2 separate regions of the Homo sapiens genome follow, and region 1 is linked to region 2. A link is a loop called in an ENCODE intact Hi-C map of the cell type or tissue named here. Cell type or tissue: heart right ventricle. All regions are shown on one strand. Each heading gives the region's core, and the rest is flanking DNA. Links, peaks and the distances in the headings are about the cores only. Region 1 overlaps TENM2 (teneurin transmembrane protein 2). Region 2 overlaps TENM2 (teneurin transmembrane protein 2).

Region 1 (6,404 bases), core at 848-5,847, 54 kb after region 2:
ACTTCTCTGGAACCTTGTCTCTAGCCTCAGCATTTAAGTGATCACACCTCCCCTTCCCTGGGTCATTTTTTCATCAAGTGCCCAAAATATGCATGGATTTTCCTACCTTCTTCTTTTATTATTTTTTTATTTAAATATTTAAAATATTTATTATTTTTTTAATAGAGACAGGGTCTTGCTCTGTCATCCAGAGTGTATGTGCCATCATAGCTCACTGCAACCTCGACTTCCCGGGCTCAAATGATCCTCCTGCCCCAGCCTACCAGGAAGCTGGGATTACAAGCTTCTTTGGTTATCCTCCCAAGTGTCATTTTACCCAATGCCACAGCATTTGGGGTCCACCTCTCCCACTGCAGCTCTCTCCACATTGTGAAGAAGTTGGAGAGCTCCCCGAGCACTGAAGATTCCTAATTTGTCTCTTCCCCTCCCTCCCAGTTGGCCAATACACATGTCTTCCCCAGAGGGCTTCAGTAACCCCTCCCATTCTCCAACCCCCACAGGAATCCTACACAAAGGCACTGGGGAAAACCAGTTCCTGACCCAGCAGCCTGCCATCATCACCAGCATCATGGGCAATGGTCGCCGCCGGAGCATTTCCTGTCCCAGCTGCAACGGCCTTGCTGAAGGCAACAAGCTGCTGGCCCCAGTGGCTCTGGCTGTTGGAATCGATGGGAGCCTCTATGTGGGTGACTTCAATTACATCCGACGCATCTTTCCCTCTCGAAATGTGACCAGCATCTTGGAGTTACGGTAAATGGCCTCACAGGCAACCTTCTTTTGCTCTCTTGCCCCCCATAACTCCTGAGTTTGATCGGGTAACTGGGGCTGCATTTGGGATTCTCCAGAGAAGATATAGTCCTTGTGATCCAAAACCTAGGCCCAGAATCAAATAAGGAGGTGGGAAAAATGCTTTGTGTATCTGTGAAAAACCATACACAGATTTGATACAATAGTCAACAACTGACTTACAGACAAGGCTTTTAGTCTCCAGACTGGAGAACAACCAAAGCATCTTTTATTTTTAAGAAGCTCTGTAGACACACATCAAAGTTTGAGAACCACTAATGTTCATTTGCTAATTCAAAATGTTGTATTGAGCACCTCTATCTGGCTAGCTCTCTATAAAGTCTCTGGATCTTTGCACATTCACTAGGATAGCACTTCCTTTACTGCATAGGCTTTGCTGTGTAATTTCTGGCCAGCCTAGGTAGATTCCTCCTGCCCATTGCTGGCTACTAAGTCTGAAAGCCAGACCCCTCTGTGCTGGGAAAAAACTGACCCCTAAAAGCTCTTAGACATGCTCTTGCCAGGAAAGTTGATTTCAGACCCTCAACTCAGAGGAGATCTGTAATCAAAGAGAGAAATAAGATCTATAAGAAAGGGGCAAAATTTCATTCAACAAATATTTGGTGAATGTATACCATGTCCCAGGAGCTTTCTGGCTAGAAAAAAAAAAAAAGTGGGGTCAAACAAAGCACCTGTTGTTGTGTTTGTGTTTGTGTTCTGGTAAGGAGCCACAGACAAAATCATGTGGGCAAATAAAAAATAATAATTTCCTGTATCCTTAATTGCTTTAGGGGAAATATAACAGAGTAAGAAACAGGAACTGGGCGACAGGGAGGGTACATGGATGAGGAGGCTACGTAAGGTGAATTAGTTGGAGAAACCTCTTGTACTAGGTCACGTTTGGCTAGGATCTGAGTGATAGACGTCAGCCATGGGGAGATCTGGGGAAAAGCACTCAGGCAAAGAGAAGTTGTTCAAAAGCCCTATACCAGCCAATAACCTGGCTGATTTAAGGACTGATAGAAGCCCAATGTGGCAGGAGGGTGGTGAGCTCAGGGAAGGGTACCTCAATGCATCAGAGTCTCACTAACCACTTAGACAAGAGTACATTGTATTGCAATGAACAAGCAATGGAGGTTGAAGTAGGGAGTGGGGTGGAATTGATATGATCTGATTTGCATTTTTTTAAAGATGACTCTGGCTATTGTGTATGGAGTAGATTGTAGGACTGCAGGAGTGGAGGCAGGAAAACCCATAGGGAAGCTGCAGCGATTGTCCAGGATTGGGGCAATGGTGATTTGAACCAGAATGGTAGCAGAAGAAAGAGGAGTGCTCCAATTAGAATATATTTTCGAGGTAAATCTGATAGGATTTGCTGATGGATCAGGTATAAGGAACGAACAAAGACAGAAACGAATCAAGGGCCCTGCCTAGGATTTTGGCCTGACAACTGAGTGGATGATGGCATCTTCTGAAGCAGCCTCAGCCTCTCTCCTAGAAGGAACTGCAGGTTGCACTTGCATTTGAGAGTCTCTGAGGCCCTGTCTGGGAGAAATATCAGTGGCCTGCCCCCAGCAACTGCTGCTGAGCATTCTTGGGAGCCAAGAGTGTGCCAGGGACTGAGAGGAGTAAAAAGAGGAAAAAACAAGAGCTTCACCCTGAGGAGGCTGCAGCCTCAGTGATCCAGTGGGCATTTATTGAGCATGGAGGCGAGCCAGGCATGTACTGGGCTCTGCGGTACAGAAGGGGATGAAACACAGGCTCAGAAAACACCCATGTGAGCATGAGAGGTGGCACCTGGGGAAGTCAGTGCAGTTCAAGCTGAGCTGAAGGGCCAAAGGCCAACCATTATGGAGATCCAGAGACAGGCCTGGGGTGGAGGAGGGGGCATGGTAACCAGAGGGTGAACAATGAGAGCAAGAAGGACACACGTGGGAAGAGGCCAGGTAGCCCTCACGCTGCCAAACTGGCGATCAGACAAATCGCTTTTCCTAGACTTGCCCATCCATATAGATTCCCTTCCCAAGATGTTGTTTTTGTTTGCTTTTTTTAATCCTAGGAAAGCCTCCTTTTCTCAGGCACCCTGTGGGCAACAGAGAACCATGGGAGAAGACAGGGTAGGGTGGAGGTAGCACTGTGCTTTGCCATTGCCTATAGGAAAAAAGGGTGGAAATATTTCATCTGGCCCTTGTAATCTTCCACATCAGGCCCTTCCTCCTTTGTCACTGTTCTTCCTGCTCAGAGGCTAATCAGCCCTCACCTGGTACAGTCTCACCTCCAAACCTTCACTCTTGCTGCTTGCTCTGCTTAAAATACCTTCTCTACCTAATCTACCACATCACATCCACCTGCAAGGCCCAGTGTCAGGGCCCCCTCTTCCACGTAGCCTGATCTCCCCAGCAGAAACCATTGTCACCCACCTCTGAGTCACTACACCCTCTGATCCTCCATTAGAGTTGATGCCACTGAATGCCTTGTTGTCATTATCTCCATGTAAGTCTTTAGGGCCTAAGCATGTGAACTTCTGCAGCAGACCCCTTGGTCATCTTTGTCCTTTTAAGTACTAGAGGAGGTCCTGGCCCACACTAGGTGCTCAAGATAGGTTGCTTAAATTAAAGAAAACACAGACCCGTCTCCTCCCTCTTGTTGGAGTTGGTCCCTGGTTCCACGTCTCTCGAGTTGTGGAGGCCACAACGTCAATGGTGCAAGCTAAGGGCCCAATCAGAACAAGTCACGCCATGCCCACGTGGTGACATTAGGACAGCTTGAGGCGGAATGTGGCTCCCAGTTTCCCTCGACAGCCGTGTGATTCTTTTTTCTAACTGCCTTTAGACTTGTTCTTACTTTCATCAGCCAGGTACCCAGAGCCGATTAGAAGTTAAGCTTTTATAAGAACACTGGTTTTATTCTTCTTTTCTTCCCACTACATACCTGAAAACAAAGGGCTGTCAATCCCCTCTCTTCAAAACAGCAACCAGCAGAGGGAGGGAGGGGGAGGAAGAGACCTGTCTTGCTTATGTCTTTTCTCCATTGTAAGTTGGCAGCTGAATGATTCCATTTCGGGAGTCAGTGCCCATCCCTATCTCGCTTACCCACCCCGGAGCTGAGCCTCTGAATTGGGATCCTATTGAAATGTTTCCATGGTTCTCTCACTATCCTTCCCCCTTCCTCCTTCCTTTGTCTCTCCAAAACATGCAGGGACAAGTTCTATACACTTAAATAACTTCTGATGCTACAAAGAGCCTTCTCTTAGGTAAAATGGTTATCACCTGCGTGCTCTGATTAGGCAGACATTTAGGACATTTCCATACTCCTGTCCCATAGAAGCCTGATATCCCATCTTTACTAGTCCAGTTCCCACTGCCCATTCCAAGTGGTCTTTGGAAAACCTAAAGCCCTGGAGCAGAGTAAATTTGTCAGTCACTAACATTATAGGGGGAATTTCTCTCATAGCAAAATCTTTTCTCCCTCCCCAGTTTTAGAACATCTTAGGAATTAGACCTCAATATGAGGCAGTAAATTATACGGGATGGGACGGTATCTCTCTCCCTTTTCTTAGCTTAGCTCCTTTTAATAAACATAAGAATCTCACACCTTACATAATTTTTGAAATTTCCATTTTTTTATTTTTTAAACATAAAATAATATTATGATATTAAACATGCTTTTTTCCAACTAAACCGCTTCTCCATGCTGACATTCTGATGGTGCTTTCAGCATGGAGTCAAGGGCACCAATCATTAGAGGAGACCTTCAGAGAAGGGACATGTCCAACCCAGATATGTTAGTACCGGGCGGGGGGAAAGTGGGAGCCTGGGAAGGCGGGCAAAGCCAGCAGACATTGGAAGGAAGCGTCAGCAAGGACAAGCTCTGCCTGAGAGTTTCAGCCAGGACAGACCCTGCTTGATGACCAGGTAGACTGTTAGGGAAGACTATGTGGTTCCACTTAAAGAACGGAAATGCTTTTCCTATGTGGTCAGGCTTTGAAAATGGGGGTCAGGAAAGAAAAGTCATGAAGCACTCAATCCCGAATAAAAGTAAAAACAATGTCCCCATAAAATTTTGGAGACTGATTGGCACTATTTTCAAAGTCTTTTTACCAAGGGTAGAACCCAGATTTTATGAAGCCTAAGACTAATACAATTTCAGAGGCTCTATCTAAGAAGAAAAAACTAAAATTATAAATATGAAATGAGAAATGAAATGGAATATTTAGGATGAGAAAGGAAACCCAAAAAATTGCAAAGTTTAGAAAAGCCAATTCTATCACAAACATCACAAAATCCACACAAATAACCTAATATTTTTATTAATTAACTCCTGTAACACTTCCATGATACATGTTTTTCTATACTTTTTGGCTGCATATCTTTGATCATCTTTTAATATCACAGTTATTTTGTAATTTCATTATCTATAGAAAGAACAGAGGGATTTTCAGTCTTTAGTAGGGCTGATCAAAATTAGTTTCATATTATTGATAAATTAGAAAAGTTTCTTTTGTGTTCATAATTGATTATTGGTGATGTGTAAATCATTAGAGTTATAAAATTGGGGAAAATCTTTATCAAGTTTCCTTTTTAATATCTCTGGGCATTTCAGATTTTCCTGTGGAGTGAATAATCTAAATAGTCTTTGAAATGATGCTCATTAACCAGTTTGTCATTGATGTCCTTGTATTAGTGAAATATGAATTCTACATGGGGACTTTTACTCTCTGCAGTGATGCTAGACAAATCAACATTGTAGGGCAGGAGCATTCCTCAAAGACATTCCTATTCAAGAATGGCTAGCAACCATTTAACTGGGTGCTAAAGGGACTGCAAGCCACATGAGCTCATCCTCCTGAAACTAAACCAAATGCACCCCAAGTCAACTTCTCTTTAGTTAGAACAACAACAACAAAACAACCCTGTGGCTACTCCAAGTGCACCTTCCTCAAGGGGAAAATGTGGCACAGAGAGAGTTGGAATGAAAAAAGACAACAGTCTCCACTGATTACAGATTTGTAATTCTGAGCAGAACATGAGGGATTGGAGTTAGTCCAAGGCAAAGTCTGCCCAGCACTAAGGGAAGCAGCCTCATTCCTTGCTTCCTTCACTCAAGAAACTGTTTTTCCAGCCCTAACTCTCTCCTGGGCCTTCTACTAAGTATCTGCAATTCAGAGATGACTGAGTCATGTCCTATTCACAAAGAACTGAGGGGGACAGGCACACAAACATAAATCACCAGACAGCATGATGGCAGCTCTGAGAGACGGGCTGAGAATGCCACAAGAGACCCTGAAGGCTTCCCAGAGACATCATTGAGACCCTGCAGTGTGAAGAAGAGCTAATCCATCTCAATTCTCCCATCTGAAACACCACTTTTTCCTCAAAGGGCTCACCTAAAGAGTCTGTGGTATTAAAACCATGCACACAAAGCCTAGGCCTATCCCTTGTAAGTAGGACATCTGTACCCAGCTGCATAGACTGACTCGGTGATGCTGTTATTCTGGTTTGTTGCCTGCTAAGCACCCAGCCTGCTGTGATCCTGGACTGGAATAGCAGTGACCTCAGCCTTTCTCCAAAGCTCATATTCGTATGATCATTCAGGCTCTACACTCTCCAACAACTTGA
Region 2 (6,404 bases), core at 874-5,873:
CTGTCCTGGCCCCATCCTCTCTCTGTTCCTCACCCAGCACAAAGGGAGCCTTTAAAAACTCATGTCAGATCAGGCCACTCCTCTGCTCAAAAGCTTCCAATGACTTCTTTTCACTCAGAATAAAAGCAATATCCGTACAGTGGACTATGAGGTCCTACCCCTCACTCACTCTGCTACAGCCACACGGGCCTCCTCTCTGTCCTTCCAACACCCCAAGCACTCTCATGCCTAGGGGCTTTGTACCTGCAGTTTCCTCTGCCTGTGCTACTATCTCCCAAATATTGGTATGATTTGTTTCCTCCCCTCCTTTAGGTTTTTTGCTCAAACAACTTATCATCAGGGGCTTCCCTGACCATCCTATATAAGACAGTCACCTCCATCACACACAACCCCCTTGTGGTCCCCTCCCCCTACATTTCCCTAAAGCAGTGATTACCATCTGACATACCATATTAATTTTTATTGTTTATTGTAGGTCTCCTCACTGTAGAATGTGAGATCTTTAAGAACAAGACTTTGTCTCTTTCATTGACTACTGTATGCCCCTTGTCTAGAAACTACCCGGTGCATAATAGGTGCTCGATAAATAATTATTGAATGAATGAAAGAATAAACTCATGAGTCTACAGCAGAAATCAGCATTTTCTAATCATTCAGTAAATGTTTGATGTGGGATTGGTATTTCTCCCTTGGAGGTCCATTTGTCCCCTGATTCGCACACACTGAACTCAAGGATTAGGGACAGGGCAGGAGACAGAAGCCAACACTCTTGACAGGGAGACCACCCCACCACTCAGGCAGGACGCCATGCGGGGGCTTCCCCAAGTAGGATCCTCATGGATCCTATTCTCAGCTTTAGAAATCCCATTTTGTTTCTGTTAACAGAGTGGATCAAGCTCTAGACTGACTCCGTCACACTACCCAAATTCCCATCCAAACCTGAAATGGCCATTCAGTAATTCACAGTGAGGAAATTCTACATCTCCTGCTCAGTGTATTCTCTCCCTAAAGGGAAATCTATATGGGAAATGAAGTTAAAAGCAGAAGATTTCTTGGGGAACAAGAAATCAAAGCAAGTAATATGATATTCTGAGTCTGCCTTCTCCCTGTACAGTCCTACCTGGCTAGGGGGGCGCAAAGTGCATGGGCTGAGAGTTGCACAGGCCTGGATTCACACCCTCCCTTTACCACTTGCAGTGATTATGACCCTGGGAAAGTTAATTAACTTCTCTGAGCTTCAGCTTTTTCAGCCACAAATGATGATAATAATATGTATTTCATACCATCCTTGAAGTGGCTCAGTGAAGTAACAAGGATGTGAATTGCTGAGCATGGACAAATGGCAGGTGCTGTTGCTTGCCTCCCCTCTGTCAAGCCGGACACTCTCACCCGTGAACTGACCCTGGCTCTCTCTTGCTCCACCACCTCCCTCTCCACATCCCAGGCAGACTACCCCTTTCTGTGGGCATGCTTTTCTGAGCCTGGTTGAGATTTCTATGCCCTGCGATCCTTGATAATGTCACCTCACACAACTCTTGCGTTTTAAGGGGAGTTCTATTGACAACTTGTCGCATGCATTATGTGCAGATCTTACTCACGTAACTCTCAGGAAATTACCTCATTTTTCTCATTTTCATTTACGTCTTTGGAGGGCACCTTTCTGGGGCTTTGCTGTATTGACTACACTGATCCTATTTTAAATAATAGCATTCAGTCCCTCCTCATAACCAATTCAAGTGCAAATCAAAGGCTTTCCTAAACCACGCACAGACCTTTCTGCCATCATTGGAGGACACTTTTAATAAAAACAACAACAATAATAACAGGTATCTGTTGTAGAATATTTATTATGTGCCATGCATCATGGATTCTCTCATTTAAATGTCAGCGACCCTCTGGGGTTCTATTGCTCTGGTTTTGCAAATGGAGAAACTAAGGAATTGAAGAGCTTATGATTTTTACCCAAGATCATGCAGCCAAAGGGTGAAGCCAAGGTTTGAACCCAGGCTGCCCAGATTCAGAGCCACTACCTTCACTATTCCAAGTACTGCCACATGGTGACTGAGGTGACCTGATGCAGTGGCCCCGGGCAGCAGCAGAATCTGTTGGAAGCCCTAACATACCAAAACAAGTGACTTGGTATAAAAGTCTGCACCCTCTTTCTTGCCCTTGGGGGCCTTCATCTCTGTCCCCACCTCTGCCTCTGGGACAGCCAATGAAAAGAGCCTAGTCCTCACTCCCTGTTTTCAATGATGACCAATGATTCCAGGCTGCCTCTTGGGGCACAAGATTTTCAGTGCAAAAACTTGGATCATCCAGGGCAAATTGGAAGGGTTGGTCACCCCAGTTGAGAACAGGAACTATAGAGCCATTGGCTGGTGTCAAATCCTGGCTCCACCATGAACCCACCCTGCTACTTTGGCCAAATTACTTAACTTTTCCATGCCTCCATTTCCTCACCTATAAAACAGGAATAATCGTTGTACCTACACCGTAGGGTTGTTGCGACAATTAAATGAGCTAATGCATGTAGGGGATCTAAAAGTGCCAGGCACAGAGAAATGTCCCTGTGAGGGGTTTGCTATTTTTGTGGCTATTCTATAAAAAGCTTTCTAAAATCCAGAATTTCATCCTGGGGCAGATTCTTTGCCTAGCTCTTTTGAGATCTATTAGAAACATTTAGTGATTTCCTTACATTTCCTGAAGTTACACTAGGAGCAACAACAACAACAACAAAATGGCAATTTATGGTTGACCTGATTTTACACTAGTTAAAAGAGAGCCGTCAACCCTGCAGAAGTAACAAGTCCGTGCCCACAGGCCTCCTCGGTGTTATTTGTATTTTTATGACCCTCCTGTGGCTATAAGGATGCTCAGTGGGTGTAGAAATTGGATGGTTAAAAATAACAAATAAGAAATCAAAGTCGTGCTTTGTCCCTATTTCCATACTGGTAGGTACCACATTCATTATTTGCTGGACAGCTGTGGGAATAAGCTGCACAAGGTACAACAACTTGATTCACCTCCAAAAACCAAATTAAACCACTGGACTCTCTTATTATTGTCATCCCTACCTTTGTGTAACACTTGTCACCCTCCTAAGCTACCAACATGCCTTCTCTTCTACTCGCTGGGTACCCTAGTCTGCCTCTTTCAGTCCAGAGGTATCTGCTTCTTACAAGTTGAAAGGCACAAACCCACATCCGCATTCATACACAGCCCCTGTCATCAGCTTGGTTTTGAACGCTGGGCTGCAACCAGCTGCTTCATTTGCTTAGAGAAGTGTCATCCTTCCAGAGGCTTGGGGTGTGGCCTGTGGGAAGCTTTTCCTTTTACCTGGCTGTTGAATCAAGAACACAGTGAAGCAGCAATGAAACAAAGCACAGTTTGTTTGTTTTTAATGTATTCATTCAACAGATATCTTTAATGCTCTAGGGTGGGAATTAGGAAAACAGCCATGAACAACTGAGCCAAAGCCTTTACACTTGAGGGGTTTGGAGGCTCCCAGGAAGATGGACATTGAACCGCTTGCTCTCATCATCCATTGCACATAGGAATCACCTGGGTAGCTTAAAAAAAAAGGAAAGAAACTGATGTCTGGGTCGCTTCCTCAGAGATTGTGATTTAATTGGGATGCAGTTTAACATGGGAATTTTTCAAGGCTCCCAGGTGATTTGAAAGTGCGGCCCAGTTAAGACCCGTTGCTTTAAACAAAGGGTTCATTAGAATTATGAGGAGTGCTACAGAGAAGGGGAAGGTGGTGCTATAAAAGCATGCAATGGAGCAGGAACCCTGAGCTGGAAGCCAGGAAAGCCATTCCTAAACAAGGGCCAGCTGAGCACAAGGTGAATGGCTTTAGCCAAAGTGGGTGCAGGGAGCGTAGTTCAGAGAGACACATCTGGAAAAGCCCACAAGAAGAATCCAGGCTACAGAGAACAGAGACAAATGTGACATGAGAAGAGAGAAATGGGCAGGGCCAGATAATGCAGGGCCTTTGAGGCCCTTTTAGGGGTTTGGGACTTAATCCGAAAGCAGAGGCTTTCACATTGAGCAGGCGTCTGGATCCCGGGGGCTTGTTATAAATGCAGACGGCTGGGCCCCATCCCCAGAGGTTCTGATTCAGTAGCTCAAGAATGTGTATGTCTAACAAGTTCCCAGGAGATGCTGCTGCTGGTCCCAGGACCACACTTTGAGAAGCACTGCTCCAATCTAAAGCAATGGGAGAAACTCCCGGAGGATGTTCAGCAGGGGCATGGCATGAGTTGGGGTGCGTTTTAGCAACACGGTGCTATTCACCCCCATAACTCTCAAAGGTAATGTTCCAGGGAGATAAAGCAGGCACCCCCAGGAAAGCACAGGCCAGGCTGGACTCCAGTGCAACCGGGTGATAACAATTCAGTCAGAATTCACTGAGTAACTGACGTGGGATTTCCCTCCCAAGAAGAGCTATTTTGGTTACTGTTGCCTAAATTCTCCATTTCCTCACATGATCACCTACTTTAAAAAAAAAAAAAAAAAAACAGTAAGAGCTTGAAACATCAAAACACCAAAAAGTAAGATACATCTTCCTTTCTCCTTTTTTTTGAGACAAAGTCTCGTTCTTTTGCCCAGGCTGGAGTGAAGTGGTGCGATCTTGGCTCACTGCTGCAACCTCCACCCACCCAGCTTCAAGCAATTCTCCTGCCTCAGCCTCTCAAGTAGCTGGGATTATAGGTGCCTGCCACCATGCTCTGCTACTTTTTGTATATTTAGTAGAGACTAAACAACGGGGTTTCACCACGTTGGCCAGGTTGGTCTCGAACTCCTGACCCCAGGTGATCCACCCGCCTCAACCTCCCAAAGTGCTAGGATTACAGGTGTGAGCTACCGCGCCTGGCCCCTTTCTCCTCTTTATTCAAATGTGAAAGGATTGTTTTTACTGTTTTTACAAGTTCATCATTTTTCTGCAGCCAAGGCTGAGCCTACTGCCTTCCTTGTCCCATGCAGACAGACATGGTGCTGATCAGTGAGAATCCAGGTGCATCCAGAAAACATGCAGCCTAGACAGCTGGAGGCAAATTTATATGACCTCATGGAAGCTCTGCTGTTTCTATTGCTGTTGGGGTTGTGGGGAGTGATTTCTGCCTTAGGAGCAAAAGCCAGCCAATAGACCATGGAAAGGATCACTGGCCTCCTAACACCCCAACCCAGCATCCCCCATACTTGCATCTACACAAACCCTTAAAGACATACAGACACCACTGAAACAAAGAGGAACATCTGCCTCTCTCAATTTGCCACGTCTTTTCTAACAAAGCAGAGTCAGCTGTGGACGTGCAGGTTCATGGCTGCGTGTCCACGCCATTTGTGCCTAGAAACAGAGTCCCCGCACAGCTCCCTCCCGCACACACGGGCAAGCAAGAGGGACAATCCCTGCCGTTTTCCAGAGACCAGAGACCAGGGTGATTCTTTGGCAGCCGGTCTTCCAAAACTAGTTGGAGATTTTCCCCAGAGCACCTCGAAGCATCAGATTAATTTTCTGAGCATTTGCCACTGCTGTTCAGTATAAATGGCTACCTGAACCCCTGGTGATCCCCGATCTCCAACACCTCAGCTATTTTCAACTACAAAGAGCTCTGGAATGTAATGGCAGACTCTATTATTAAATAATGTCCAGTGTATGTGTGCTCTTTAATTCCAACAATGCACAGCTCCAGGGAAAACAAAAACAAAAAACAAACAAAAAAAAAACAGTGATATTTAAAACAGTTGGTGAAAGGGGGGGGGGGTCCATAATTAAGTTAATATTCAAAAGCACAATTCTTCCCAAGAGAAAGGGCCCCCATGTAGTCTACCTTCGTGTCTCCTGCACCTCATAATTGCCCTTAGCTCCAGTGGGTTTTCTTCTCACTCAGCCCGTCCAATGTGGTATTGCTGGAGTTTTGGCTGGTGGTCATTGGGAGAATGAGAATTTCTTAGGCTGTGACACAATCACACACGGAGGACACTTGATGAACCTTCATTTTTTAACTTGAAAAAGGATGGGTTCTTGTTTTTTTCCCTGATCTCAGAGTGAGGCAAAGAGAAATGACCTACACTTCAGCCTATGTGCTAAAGGGAAAGCTTACCACTAACTATGATAGCTGTCATAACAACTATATAGACACTGACAACAATTAGTGCCACTATCTACTGAGCACTTACAATGTGCCAAGCTCTGTTGAAATATTTAGCTTTATCATTCCATTTAATACCTCTGGCATCTGTAAAAAAAAAAAAAAAAAAAAAAAAAAAAAAAATTGTAAGTACGGTCTTGTGACCATCCCTAAATTATTTGATCAGCACATATTTCTTGAATGTCTGTTACGTGCCAACCGTTCTTCTAGACCCTGAGAATATCTCAATGAACAAAAGAGGCAAAACTT

What was found. Peaks named below come from ENCODE experiments on the same cell type or tissue, not always from the same donor. Only the 100,000 strongest peaks of a DNase experiment are listed, where the experiment ranks them.
Region 1: a loop joins it to region 2, with 1.9 times the contacts of the local background. A loop is called at or near these places in 2 of 110 quality-filtered maps.

What each region holds. Positions count from the first base shown.
Region 1 is chr5:168,203,872-168,210,275 of GRCh38, forward strand. It overlaps TENM2 (teneurin transmembrane protein 2), which reads left to right. Exons shown (of 31, transcript NM_001395460.1): 21 at 501-750. Among named protein-coding and RNA genes, the nearest start is that of TENM2-AS1, 25 kb to the right of the region's middle. In heart right ventricle, for the core only: no CTCF peak of the experiment used is centred there; no DNase peak of the experiment used is centred there; H3K27ac peaks cover 2,554 bases.
Region 2 is chr5:168,149,647-168,156,050 of GRCh38, forward strand. All of the region lies in intron 14 of TENM2 (teneurin transmembrane protein 2), which reads left to right. Among named protein-coding and RNA genes, the nearest start is that of MIR12125, 13 kb to the right of the region's middle. RefSeq lists an enhancer at 1,512-1,721. In heart right ventricle, for the core only: no CTCF peak of the experiment used is centred there; no DNase peak of the experiment used is centred there; H3K27ac peaks cover 2,134 bases.